Linked DNA regions of Homo sapiens: region 1 is linked to region 2. A link is a contact called in ENCODE Hi-C or POLR2A ChIA-PET data. All regions are on one chromosome and are shown on one strand. Each heading gives the region's core, a stretch centred on a gene start or an enhancer-like site at or near the end of the contact. The rest is flanking DNA. Distances are from core to core; before and after follow the strand shown.

What was found. Hi-C counts contacts between places; a loop is a spot of excess contacts on that map. ChIA-PET counts read pairs that join two places held with the same protein, here RNA polymerase II (POLR2A). Pooled maps may share reads with other maps.
Region 1: a loop to region 2 is called in a pooled map, with 4 times the contacts of the local background. The contact joins the enhancer-like site here to the promoter of ITM2B in region 2. A Hi-C loop is called at or near these places in 2 of 37 single-sample maps with no recorded cell type and 4 of 50 pooled maps. POLR2A ChIA-PET finds 5 or more read pairs at or near these places in 1 of 52 experiments (BJ).

Annotation. Positions count from the first base shown.
Region 1 is chr13:48,746,162-48,752,930 of GRCh38, forward strand. No RefSeq gene overlaps it. Among named protein-coding and RNA genes, the nearest start is that of CYSLTR2, 96 kb to the left of the region's middle. RefSeq lists an enhancer at 3,213-4,412. Within about 2 kb of position 3,175, at least 18 of the 41 ENCODE cell types and tissues checked have a DNase peak (open chromatin) inside an H3K27ac peak, as active enhancers do.
Region 2 is chr13:48,229,175-48,235,621 of GRCh38, forward strand. It overlaps ITM2B (integral membrane protein 2B), which reads left to right and starts at 4,032. Exons shown (of 6, transcript NM_021999.5): 1 at 4,032-4,303. The coding sequence starts at 4,187. RefSeq lists silencers at 3,908-4,267, 4,278-4,487 and enhancers at 4,543-5,240, 6,345-6,447.

The DNA.
Region 1 (6,769 bases), core at 1,925-4,424, 520 kb after region 2:
CCCACTGTGTTAATATGTTCTTCTTAACCATCTCAGAGTACTTCTCCTTGCTGCCAGAAAATCATGATGGTGAACAAAGACAAAGAGAGAATTTGATTATTTACCATTTTTCCAACTGCAAAGTCAGTAGGGCATGTCTCCCAGTTAAATATATTGTGGTCCCTTCCATGCGGCATTGAGCCACAGGAGCCAGTATCAGCAAAGGTCATTTTATGTCTTGTAATGTTTGCGAAGATAAAACTGAACTCAAATAGTAAGAATTTTTGTTTTAAGTTCTCACCTTTCCCATGATGCAACAGAGACAACTATGTCAGAATTCAGAAAAACAAAGATGAAAATGTAATATCCATGAAGAATAAGACAAGTCAAATTATATCATACCTGAAAGAAACGGAATTTTGTTTTTAAGGCAAACAAGATCCAGCAGATATAATTTTTGGCTCTTTTGCCACATACAAATCACTAAGAAGCAATAGCATTTTATTATTGCACAAAACAATTCCTGAAGAGAAGAAAATGATGAGTGGGCATTGTCATGTCAGGCTTTTGTTCAGGCTTAAGGAATATATTAAGAAACACCAAGGCAAACATCTATCCAAACCTCATTCAAATAGATGGAGCAGACTCCAAGACTAAAAAGTATAAAATAGCACGCAATAGAACATTGATCTCCATAAGCATACATTACAAATTTTAATGGAAAGTTATTGAAAATAAATTTACTATACCTATTACTTGAGCCTACTCGAGAGAATTCAGAACTAATATTAGAGGAAGAAATGGGCACAGCAGCCAGAACATTCCACAGCTGGGCTTTTGGAATGAGGCAGTAGGAAAAAGCTGTGATTTTGTTGAGTAAAAGGAATGAGCTGGGATCTGGTGTATCCAGAGTCTTTCCTACTCCATATGGGCTTTCTCAAGTCTTGGGGAAGTCACTGTGAAGAAATGCCACTTCCCAAATGAACATTGTGAATGTCTTGGCAATTCATTTCTGAAGCAAATCTTATCTAAATAAGACATGGGAGAAATGAATGGTGATTTGATCATGGTTAGGGGGACCACAGGAAGTGGTCTGCAAAGAGAACAGCTGCTGACCAAAGAAAGCAAATGCTCGATAGTACTTGCTCTGGGCCAGTCACAGGTCTCAGTGCTGTACAGGTGCCAACCCATTAACCCTGAGGACAATCCCATGAACTAATTATTATCATGATGCCGTTTTATACATGAAGAAAATGAGGCACAAGGATGTGAGATAAATTATCTAATATTATTCAGATTAGCCAATGGTAGGACTGGAGTCCAGGTTCTTACATTTTTTTTTTTTTTTTTTGAGATGGAGTCTAGCTCAGTTGCCAGGCTGGAGTGCAGTGGTGCAATCTCCTCTCACTGCAAGCTCCGCCTCCCGGGTTCAAGCAATTCTCCTTCCTCAGCCTCCTGAGTAGCTGGGATTACAGGCACGTGCCACCACGCCCAGCTAATTTTTGTATTTTTAGTAGAGATGGGGTTTCATCATGTTGGTCAGGCTGGTCTGGAACTCCTGACTTCGTTATCCACCCCCCTTGGCCTCCCAAGGTGCTGGGATTACAGGTGGTAACTACCACACTATGAAAGAGGTTTAATAGAATGCTACACATCAGGCAGGGAATAGAAAAATTGGTGCTAAGTCCTTCCACTTTCCATAGCAAGTGCCACAACAATGTCCCATGTATTAGACTTGCAAGATGGTCCTCATCACTGCCATCAAGACTAGAAGACTCCCGTGGTATTAACTTGTCACAAAGACCTAAAGAAAGGCATGCAATCACTGAGGGAGAATTTTTCTGAGGAGAGAAAGAGCCTGGGAGTGGAGACTTGATTAAGAGGCACAACAGAATACTGAAGAAACAACAGGCTGAGATTCAGGAAGCTCTGGAACAATCATTTCAACCTGAACCAAAGGGTTAGGTCTGAAAAGTCTAACAAGAATGTCCAAAGTGTCTCCAAGGGCCCAGGTGAAGTGACCCTGTTAGGCTGGTAATGAACAGAAGAAACAAAAATGATCAGGCCATAGACCAATCATGGTATGAAGCCAAGTCCAGTTAACAAAAATATGCTGCATCCCTGTGAGTTACCTTCTTCATGGTTTACTCCTTTGGTAAAATGGCTTTGCCCATTAAGCACCCAACTAACAGAGTTGTACTGAAGACCATTAGAGGGGCAATGTCTCAGAGAAGCAAAGGGAAAGGAGGCCCTCCCAAGGTCATAGAGGTTAGAGAAGAGCCCCTAATTCCTTCATACCGCCTGTGGAAGGTACTAGCAAGCACACAACTGGTAGCCTTCTCTTCAGTCTGTTCCATTACAGTGGTTTCCTTCTTCTCTGCTGTTATGTTTAATAGGAAAATGCAATGTATCCTCTGAAATTTTAGCTTTGAGATTGCACCAGGATCTAACATGTGGTGCTGCGATGTCCTGACCATGCCACCCTGGCCAGTTCACCAGGCCAGGCAGGGCTGAGCCTGGAGCTAAAACAGATTGCATACCCAGGCTTCCCCCCAGGGCCCAGGACAGCTGTCATATGCCCGTTTCAGGCCACAGAAAGGATGATAAAAAAAAAAATCTGTCTTCTCTCCTCCTTCTCAGAGCCTTTTCTCTGCAAAGCAGTGTTTTTTTCAAAATGGGATAGCCAGCGCCCTGCCAGGGATAGAGGGCAAAAGTCAGCAGCCAAATGAGTCAACTCCATGGTCCCTTCATGACACCATTCAGTCATGAGAGTGTTTTCCCAGAACTCAGCACCCATCTGGGACCTCTGGCCCCTCACACCTGCTGCTTGTTCTGTGGGACATGTCCTGCCCTCTGCTCTAACCCCCTCCTTCCTTGGACCTGCCTGATTCCCATTCATCCCATAGGAATTACCTTGGTGACCTTCCTTGGGAAGTCTGTCTGCCTGCCTCAAGGTTACAGGGTAGGCCATTTATACATATGTGGTCCCTCAGCACCTCCTGTTCACTTCACTATAGGATTTATCAAGCTCTATTGCAATTGCTTGTTTACTTTTATTTTCTCTCCTACTAGACTGTACACTCCGGAGGAAAGGGACTGTGTCTAGGTCATGGCTGATAACCAGTGCCCAATTCTGGGCCTCAACAAATGCCTTGTGGGATGAGCTCATGCTGGAACCTAGCGGGTGTGCAGACTCGTGCATCATTCAGGAGCAGTGTGCTCAAGAACAGTTACTGATGTCAGACAGGCCTGGGCTACAATTCTAGTTCTGCCACTTAGTAGCTAAGTGTTGTTAGACCAGCCCAAAGCTGAATTCTCTCATTCGTAAAATAACAACCACAACAATGATAATACTTACTAATTTTGTTATGATTGCACTACCTACCTCAGGATTTAAATAAGGATTAAGTGAGATATTCTAAGTGCTTAAAATAGACCTTAGCACATTCCAAAGGCTGGGCGACTATTAGCAATACACCTCTCCTCCCCCGATGCCAGGTTCTTCTGCTAGAGTCCATTTTGAAGAGAAAAAATTATTAGATTTGATGAAAATAAAATGGAATTGTTTTTCAAAGGCAGATTCCCATCCAGCAGAAGCACTTAAGACAATCATCTTTCACAACGATGAGTAATATCTCTCACGCTGTCATCCAGAATGACTCACAGCATCAGAGGGTCTCATGTCCAAGGGCGCATTCGAACTGTTTCTTAAGAGTCATTTCTTACTCATCACAAAACTCACCATTAGGTGGCAGCCGAGCCGGGGGCCCTCAGAGAAAAGAGCGAACTGACCTTTGAAGGCAGAGCCGCTACCAGAGGCCACACCGCTGAGAAGCGAACATCTGACTCATCTGGGGAGTGTTAGCCCAGAAATGACAAGGGCTTAATTCAACAACGTGTAAAATATCACATCCCCATGCCCAGAGGAGTACAATAGACCCAGTAAGCCCAAGAGTAATCTCCCCAGAAATAAAAGAATTAGGGCTGTTGACAAATGAAGACAAAAGCTTCTAAACCATTTTAGGTGCTTGTAATAAATTTGATCCCAAGATAATTAAGTGATATTGTGAGCAGCCTCATCTAGTCGTGTGTCTCTCCTGCTTAAAAGCCTTCACTGCCCCACCGGGTTTCTCAATCACTGCCTGTGTGGGTTGCACGGGGGGTAAGACCGGTGTCAGACTCTACAGGGGAGCATAAAAAAAGAAACATTCAATACACCTCCTATTTTCATAATACAAACTGCAGAGAGTAAAGCTTGATGGACTCTATCTGGTGCTAATATGCAGATGATAGAGTGAAAAGGCATGGAAAGGACATGGATTTTCAAAAAGGCATCAGAAACATGGGCATACTAATAACAATAATGTTAATTAACATGTATTAAGTACCTGATATGCACTGTGCTATCTACCTTACGGGCTTTATCTCATTTAGTCCTTAAAATCAGCCCATGAGGTAGGAATTATTAATATTCCCACTTGACAACTAGGGAAACTGAGGCTCAGAGAGATTAAATGATTTGTCTAAAGGCACATAGCTAGAATCCAGAGACAGGATTCAGACCTCAGCAGTCTGACATTGGAGCGATCACAAGGACATCCGAGGAGCTTGGCAGGACTCCTGAGTGCTCTGGTATGTTCCTTCCTTTTTGCCTTCACTCCTCCCAACTGGACGCTTGGTGAGCTAAAGAGCTGCAGAAAAGCAGCTTTCTGGGTTGAGCTGAACATTCCTGAAGCTGAGAGGTTCCACTGAACCAAGAAGAGACCAAAGGATAAACAGCACCATCAAACAGGCATTCGTCCCTGGGCCCTCCATGGCTGAGTACCAGCCAAGACTTTCACTATTCCAAGATAGAAGCCTCCACAGATAGAAATTCCCAGCCTAAACAGGCTTCAGCCCATGGTTATTATTAATAAAATGCAGTCCTCCTTGCCTTGAAAGCTTTGGGAATCTCTCTTCTCCAGCTTTCTTCTTTCAAGGGCAGGGCCCTGCGTTCCCCACACTCTCTCTTACTCTGAGGCCTGGCACGTGCCTTCTTGGCAGTGTTATCATGGCAGATATGCCTTTTAAACTTAGCTCAGACATTGCTTCCTTTGCAGAACCACACCGGCCACACTCAGAGTTCCATGTGCTCTCTTCACCCTCAGAGGACTCTGTAAAAGCCAGCACGGAGCACTTCTCTTACTGTTGTTCACCTATTTGTCAGACTTCAGCACTAGACTATGAGCTCCCTGAGGGCCGGACTCACTCTTGTTCACCTTTAGCTGCTCAGTCCAGCCCAGTGCCTGGAATGAAAGAGAGGTCCATTTCATGTTTACCAAATGAATGGATTCTGAAATACCCTGTCTGCTCTCTGGTTACGCAGTGCAACACCTTAGGCCATAAAATTAGTTCCTGCTTAAAAGCAGGAGCAGGCTCTATGCACTCCCAGTTAGAGTCAGAATCTGAGCAGCTATGTTCCAAGGCTAGACAAGAGTCTGGGACACACTACTACTGAGGCTATTAAAAGGAAGTCTGCGGCCCTGGCCCGGCGTGGTGACTCTTGCCCGTGATCCCAGTGCTTTGGGAGGCTGAGGCAGGAGGATCGCTTGAGGCCAGGAGTTTGAGACCAGCCTAGGCAACAAAGCGAGACACGGTCTCTGAAATTTTTTTTTAATTAGGCAGGCCTGTAGTTCTAGTTGCTCGAGAGGCCAAGGCAGGAGGATCACTTGAGCCCAGGAGTTTGGGGTTGTAGTGAGCCATGATTGCAGCACTGCACTCCAGCCTGGATAATAGAGTGAGACCCTGTCTCTTAAAAATAAATAAATAGAAAATAAAAGGAAGTCTTCAAACATTACCCGTGGGGTTTCCTCAAGAGCCTGTGGGTGCCTGACTCAAGATCCCTGTTTATAGCAAGGAACCAGGGGAGCAGTCCCTCCAGCCCCTGCCTTGGTGCTTCCTCTGGTTCTAATTGTGGTTTTGCCATTACTTTTAATGGCAAAACCCACAATTACTTTTGCAGCAACCTAATAGCAAGGGGTTCTTCCCAAGAGGACACCAGGCCACAGCACATTTTATTTTTTTTCACAATGAACTTTTGGGCTGTTTTCCTTTAGCTGTGCAGCTACAAGGCTAGAGCTTGCATTCACTGTCTTAAGTCCCTTGCAGATACAGGTGCACACATTTTTCAAACTATAGAGCTGTAGCATTTTCATGTCAACTCAATGTTCACAGTGTCAATTTAGTGCCCTCCTTGGGCACAAAACCACAGCAGTGCTCTTGCTGTTTTGCAAGAAATACCTTCTGCAGTCAGCCTCCGCTGAGAGCTGCAGCCCCTGACTTTAGAGCATGCTTCCTGTAAAACTAAAGTGAAATGCATATTTCCAGGTCTTGTCTTGCCAAAAATTTCAAATATATATTGTCAATATTTTATGCTTACAGTGAAGCAGAGAGAATAATATCACAAAAATCTGTTCTTCTCCACCCAGATTTGTCACATGTGAAAATTTTGCTATATTGTTCCCAGATTCTTTTTTAAAGGGGTAAATCATAGGCACAGTTGATGCCTGCAGTTGGGGGTAGGGAGGGGCCCACAATCACATTTCTCTCTCTCTCTTCACTCTATTGAATTTTGATGTTTACCATCCCCAATTTTTTTTTTTTTTTTTTTGAGACAGAGTCTTGCTCTGTCAGTCAGGCTGGAGTGCAGTGGCATGATCTGAGCTCACTGCAACCTCCGTCTCCCGGGCTCAAGCAATTCTCCTGCTTCAGCCTCCCGAGTAGCTGGGACTACAGTGTGTGCCACCACGCC
Region 2 (6,447 bases), core at 2,782-5,281:
TTGTTTGTTTATTTTTAGGGACTCCTGTGCTCAAGTGATCTTCCTGCTTCAGCCTCCCAAGTAGCTGGAACTATATAGCATGCACCACTACACCCTGTTAAGAAAAATAATTTTTTAAAATAGAAACGGGGTCTTGTTATATTGCCCAGGCTGGAGTGCAGTGACTATTCATAGGTACGATCATAACGCACTGCAACCTTGAACTCCTGGACTCAAGCAATCCTCTGGCCTCAGCTTCCTGAGTAGCTGGGACTATAGGCTTGTGACACTGCACTTAGCTTGGTGGCCTATTTTTTAATGAGGTGGTTTGTTTTGTTATTGTTGAGTTTAAAGAGTTATTTGTGTATTTTGGATTCAAGTCTTTCATCAGATACATGTTTTGCAAATATTTTCTCCTAGTCTGTGGCTTGTCTTCCCATCTTTTGATTTCACTCTTTCTATGGTTTGTGTTTCTCATCTTTTCCATCTTTTTCCTCCCTTTCTCTCTCTCTCTCTCTCTTTTTTTTTTTTTTTTTTTTTTTTTTTTTTTTTTTTTGAGACAGAGTTTCGCTCTTGTTGTCCAGGCTGGAGTGCAATGGCGCAATCTCGGCTCACCGAAACCTCTGCCCCCTGGATTCAAGCAATTCTCCTACCTCAGCCTTCCGAGTAGCTGGAATTACAGGCATGTGCCACCATGCCCGGCTAATTTTTTGTATTTTTGTATTTTTTTTTTCTTTTTTTTGAGACGAATTCTGGCTCTGTTGCCCAGACTGGAATGCAGTGGCGTGATCTCGGCTCACTGCAAGCTCCGCCTCCCGGGTTCACGCCATTCTCCTGCCTCAGCCTCACGAGTGGCTGGGACTACAGGCGCCCGCCACCACACCCGGCTGATTTTTTGTATTTTTTTTTTTTTTTTAGTAGAGACGGGGTTTCACCGTGTTAGCCAGGATGGTCTCGATCTCCTGACCTCGTCATCCGCCCGCCTCGGCCTCCTAAAGTGCTGGGATTGCAGGCGTGAGCCACCGCGCCCGGTCAATTTTTTGCATTTTTAGTAGAGTCGGGGTTTCTCCATTTTGGTCAGGCTGGTCTGGAACACCCGACCTCAGGTGATCTCCCTGCCTCGGCCTCCCAAAGTGCTGGGATTACAGGCATGAGCCACCTCACCCAGCTTCTCCCTCTCTTTCATCAGTGCAGAGCATATCCAGTCTTTTCACAAAGCAAAACAAAAATCCCAAGTGCCACAGCCAGTCAAATCAAAAGAGATCTGCATTTGTTATTAGGATAATTCCTAAAGGGTCTCGGGATATTATAGAGCCCAAGATTTGAAAAAGAAAAAAAAATGCATCTGCTAGTTCAAGGAAAATAATGATAAATTATTTTAAAATTACATGAAAATAATTTATATAAAATAAATTAAAATAATTGAAAAGCATATATAATATTGAAATAGGAAGTCGGTAAGAAAAATAAACAGTGCTTAAGTCTCTGAAGAGGTCAGTCAAAGCCTTCAAAGCTCTCACCTAGAAGAAACACTTCTTTTATGAAAGTTCAGACAAAGCCACAAGATGACCAGCTAAACTCACACATTGGGTTAAGAGAAGAGGCAACAGGAGCACATTTCAAAGGGCTTATTCAGTGACGTTGTTTCACCAAGGACCCTATACTTGTGAAAAATAAAATAAAATAAAGTTTTCCAATCATTCTGTAAAACCACAAGAAATTTCTCTGAATAAGGAATTGTTTCCTTGAGAAAGAACAGACAGAATAGAGATGTAAAGAACCTAAAAAGAAAAAAAAAATCCCTGTTGAAGCACATAATGCAAATCTATTAAAATATTTTAGAATTCAGTTCCCCACTTCCATTTTTTCCTCCCTCCTTTGGTAAGCATAAAAACAAACATGGTTGCTGGTGATATGCAGAGCTGGAATCAGATTCATCTTGCTCTCTCAAACTCAACGTCAAAAAGGAAAACAAAGGTCCTCTAAGACTCCCTTTACATTTGGTAGTTAATAGTAACTTATAACTATGTTTTTAACTTTCTTTTGTTGAGTCATGGACTCTCCTCCTCCCTGGCTCCTAAGTTTTCAGGGTCAACGGGCAACCTTTTCTAAATCACAAGACTGGATTTGCTATGTTTGGTCTTGCTCCAGCGTCTTTATTATCCCTGCTGTTGTGCACTACACAGTTCTGTAGACACATGAGATAAAATGGAGAAAAAAAACCAGGAGATTATTCCCAGACCGGTTGCCAACTGATTTTAAACTGTTGCTCACTGCAAGTACACAAAATAATGAATGGTCTTTTATTCATGAGTCTTTCAAAATAGAAATCCTGGGGCGGGGAGGATTTCTAGTTTTGTCAACCTCATTTGTTCATCCTTTGCCTCAGCTTCCTAGTCTGTTCAGTAGTGTTGTTCACGAAGAATTTTGTTTTATTTTCTTCTGTAATTCCTTTTTTCCCCCCGGAGTATAATGACAGCCAGATTCTTCTCTATCATCTACTGCAAAATGCCTTGAGTATTTTTCTACCATCTTATTTTAACACAGAACGAAGTAGGAAGGATGTACATATAATTATTTATAATCCTCCAGATCTTGCTTCCAGAAATACTTAGTCTTCAACTGTAATGTCTCAGGGAACCTATTAAACTAGGGAGCTGGAAGCAGTCGTTGACTTTGAGGAATTAGATAACATTAGATACTATGAAAGTCCAGTCCATAGAGTCAACCTCACAGAGCCGATGCCTGCACAAGGGCGACCCAGGAGTTTAAATAAGTTGCTGCAAGTATGGTTAGCTACTGTTAAAACTCACCAGAACTGGAACCTAACTCATCCTCCTCTTGGTTGAGCAGATTTCATTTTGACAGGAATTTCTGAATACCCAAAGCAAACTCAAAGTCTGGCCTGGGTTTCTATCTCAGCCCAGGATGCTTCTGAAATACATGAACAGAAGGATTTGGAGATCTTGGGCTGTTTCCCTGGGACTTATGATCTGACATTCTATGGAAATACCCAACTCCCTCCTTGAGCAGGGCCAAATCCCCAAAGATCTCAGACTGAACCCACTTTTTTCAGGGTTGGCCCAAGGCAGAGCTGACACAGCTGTAACATTCTAGAGCACACCCACAACTCTGGATGAACCAGGACAGAATGGGGTGGAAGGATACAAGATAACACATTTGTCCAAGGGGGCCGTCTGTTGACACAGTAATGAACGCAGTAACGACGGGAGCCAGTATTCTACCTCGCATTAGTTGTAAATGAAACGTCTTCAAAACATGAGAATTTTGCGTTATCCTTAATTATTTTTTCATTTTGCAGAAAAATAAAGGGACTCGTCATCGAGTACTTTGAGTCACAAATCAGCCAAGTGTGCATGTGGTTTTTTTCCAAGTACGCACAAGAGTGGAACATTTCGTTTTACGAGTGTGAGATGTTTGAAATACAAATCTGCCAAGAGCTTCCTCCACATTGGTCTGGGACTAGGCAGAACAGGCCCTGACCTCCTGAGAGAGGGAAGGAAGACCAGGCAGGTCTGAGCCAGGTAAACGCCCTTGGGTGAGGTCCGTGAAAGATAAAGTCAGATCTCAAGGACAGAGAGCTTTAAACATGTTTGTGCTCCACTGAGTCGGTTACCTAATAAGTGAGAAAATGAAGATGTGGATGCACAAAAATTCCATGGCCTTTAGGCTCGCGGTGGGGACAGGGTACAGGGAAGCGGCGGTCTGGTGCTGCCAAAGGTTAGTCCCTTGTACCCGGCGAACTCAGGAAAGTTCACTCGATTTCGCTACAAACCTGCAGCACTCGGCCTGGAGGTAACCTGGTTGGGAGCGAATTCAGAACTGGAAATTCCAGGCGGCCCAGAGGGACACCCATCCCTCTCCGAGGCGCGCCGGGATCCGGCGCCCAGCTGCGGGGCGAGGGCAGGGTCCCGCGCAGCACCCCACCCCCGGCCGCTGGCCCCGCCCCCGCCCCCGCCCCGCCTCCCAGGGGATGTGCGAGCAGTCTCCGCCCTCGCGCGGGAGCTGGGAGGCTGCGAGATCCCTACCGCAGTAGCCGCCTCTGCCGCCGCGGAGCTTCCCGAACCTCTTCAGCCGCCCGGAGCCGCTCCCGGAGCCCGGCCGTAGAGGCTGCAATCGCAGCCGGGAGCCCGCAGCCCGCGCCCCGAGCCCGCCGCCGCCCTTCGAGGGCGCCCCAGGCCGCGCCATGGTGAAGGTGACGTTCAACTCCGCTCTGGCCCAGAAGGAGGCCAAGAAGGACGAGCCCAAGAGCGGCGAGGAGGCGCTCATCATCCCCCCCGACGCCGTCGCGGTGGACTGCAAGGTCCGAGCCCGGGGAGGTCGAGGAAGCGGGTGCTGGGCCCGGCCGGGGAGGGCTGCGCGGACTGCAGCGGCAGTGCGCCCCGAGGTGGCGGGCGCGGGGCTCGCGCCGCGGGGACAAGTCCCCGAGAGAGCCCGGCGCTCCCGTTTCCTGTGGGTCCGCAGCTCCTTTGTAAGGAAGTGCGTGTGCTGGAAGCGGTGCCTGACGCGGGGTCGGGGGCTTGGGAGGCCTGGAGAGGGAACGATTGGCTAATTGTGCCGAATTCCCGGTCGTTTGTGCAGTCCGGGGAGCGTGCGTGCAGCCAGGACTTGGCTTGTTCGATCTGGGGACCGGCAGCGACAGGCACAACAACAACAACCGAGTTTGGCACTTCCTTCCCAGTATAAATAATGTACCTAAAATGGCTGACATCATTACAAGCCTAAACCTCTGTTGTTTCCCACTTTCGTTTCTAGGCTTGAACAGCACTTGGACTAAGTCCAGCAACTGTAAGCGTCTTAATTTTAAAAGCGTTTCTTTACCTCCTTTTTCCACGGCCCTTCGGTAGTGGCAGGTGAACTTCACCTGGAGAGGGGACGAAGGGACAGTCCGCCCGAAGTAGGTTTGGGCTGTCTCTTACCATTACTAGTAAAGGCCAGTAATGACTATGTGGATGTTAGTGAAAAACCAATTGTTGGCATTTAAATTGTATCAGCGTCTTTGTGAGGACTCCTGCTGCGTGAAACTAAACATGAGAAATTTGCCCCCGGGTCCCTAATAAAATTCTCCTTTATTTTACAAAATCTCCCTTTAATCCTAGGAAAATTCATGAAGTGGGGCTGTTACTGTGTTGACTTTTAGTAGGTTACGATCATATTTACTTAAATATGAGTGTAATTGTCTCATAAGTTAAAAAAGCCCACAGCCTCTTACCCAGACCCTTTTTAGGCTGCAAAAATTAGAAATTAACTGTAAAGTTATGTTGCTTATCTTATTTTTTGTTGTTGTTAGCATTTTTCAAGACCTATTATCAGTAGGGTAAATTTAGTTTTAACTTAAAAAAATTGGTGTGCCACGTATGAATAATGGGAGTTTTTATATGGACGAATGAAAATTATTGCTGAAAAACAGGCCACTAATATACTGTAAAAAATTCACAATATAATGGTAATCTAGACATCATATTATAATTTATTATATTCTGAATATAATCTATCTTCAGAATATAATGGTAATCTTACTTTCTGGAAATGTTCTGATAAAAACAGACACGTCAGAGGTTGATTTCTAAATGACTTGCCTTGCCTTGAAATAGGAACAGTGAACTGATTCCCTAAAAGGATTAAAGGTTTTGGTTTTCGTATTGGTATTGTTTTCCTGAAGCCATTGCAAACAATCTTGGTCTTTAAAGAAAATGTTTGGAATGCACAGATGAAAATTGCAGTAGCAAATTATTATGTTAGCTCTTTGTTTATCTAACATTCGTTGTACCTAAAATAGATTGAGAGTCAAGTATCCAGTCACAACAGTCTCAAATATATGTAGTCTTAATGCTATCACATATATATATATACACACATACATTTAAAAATCCTATTAACAAATATAACTGCTCCCATTTAGAAAGGAGAGAGTGAGCGAGCATTGGATGATGTCACTTCAGACAGCTTTTCTCTGTTCCGCTGTAGTGGAGATTTGAAACTCTGGACAAACATCAGAATTACATTTGCTGAGCACCATTAAATCTGACTTCTGACAATTTTTGTCATTTCTGAAATAGTGACTCTGCCAGATTCTCAAAATTGCTCACGAGTTCACCATATTTAAATTTTGTGGTCATTGCAGCTATAAGTAATCATTGGTAGCTCCGTGCTTTGTTTTCCATTTTTTATTTTCTCAGATCCTCCATATCCAAAGAAAAATACTACTGGGACTAAAGAGTGAGGGCCAGAGTCGTCTTTGTAAACCACCCAGCAGTCACGGATGAGTTGGTAGATAAAAAATGACTAATTCTTTTTCCAGCTATAAGCTGAAAGACTTCTTTAGGGGATGACAAAATATTTCTCTACATTAAAAGTAGAATCCTTATAATCAGTCAGTCGCTTAACGGGAAAAGGAAAACCTTAATGACAGACTTTTGTGAAAGAAGTTCTGATCTCTTCATTTCA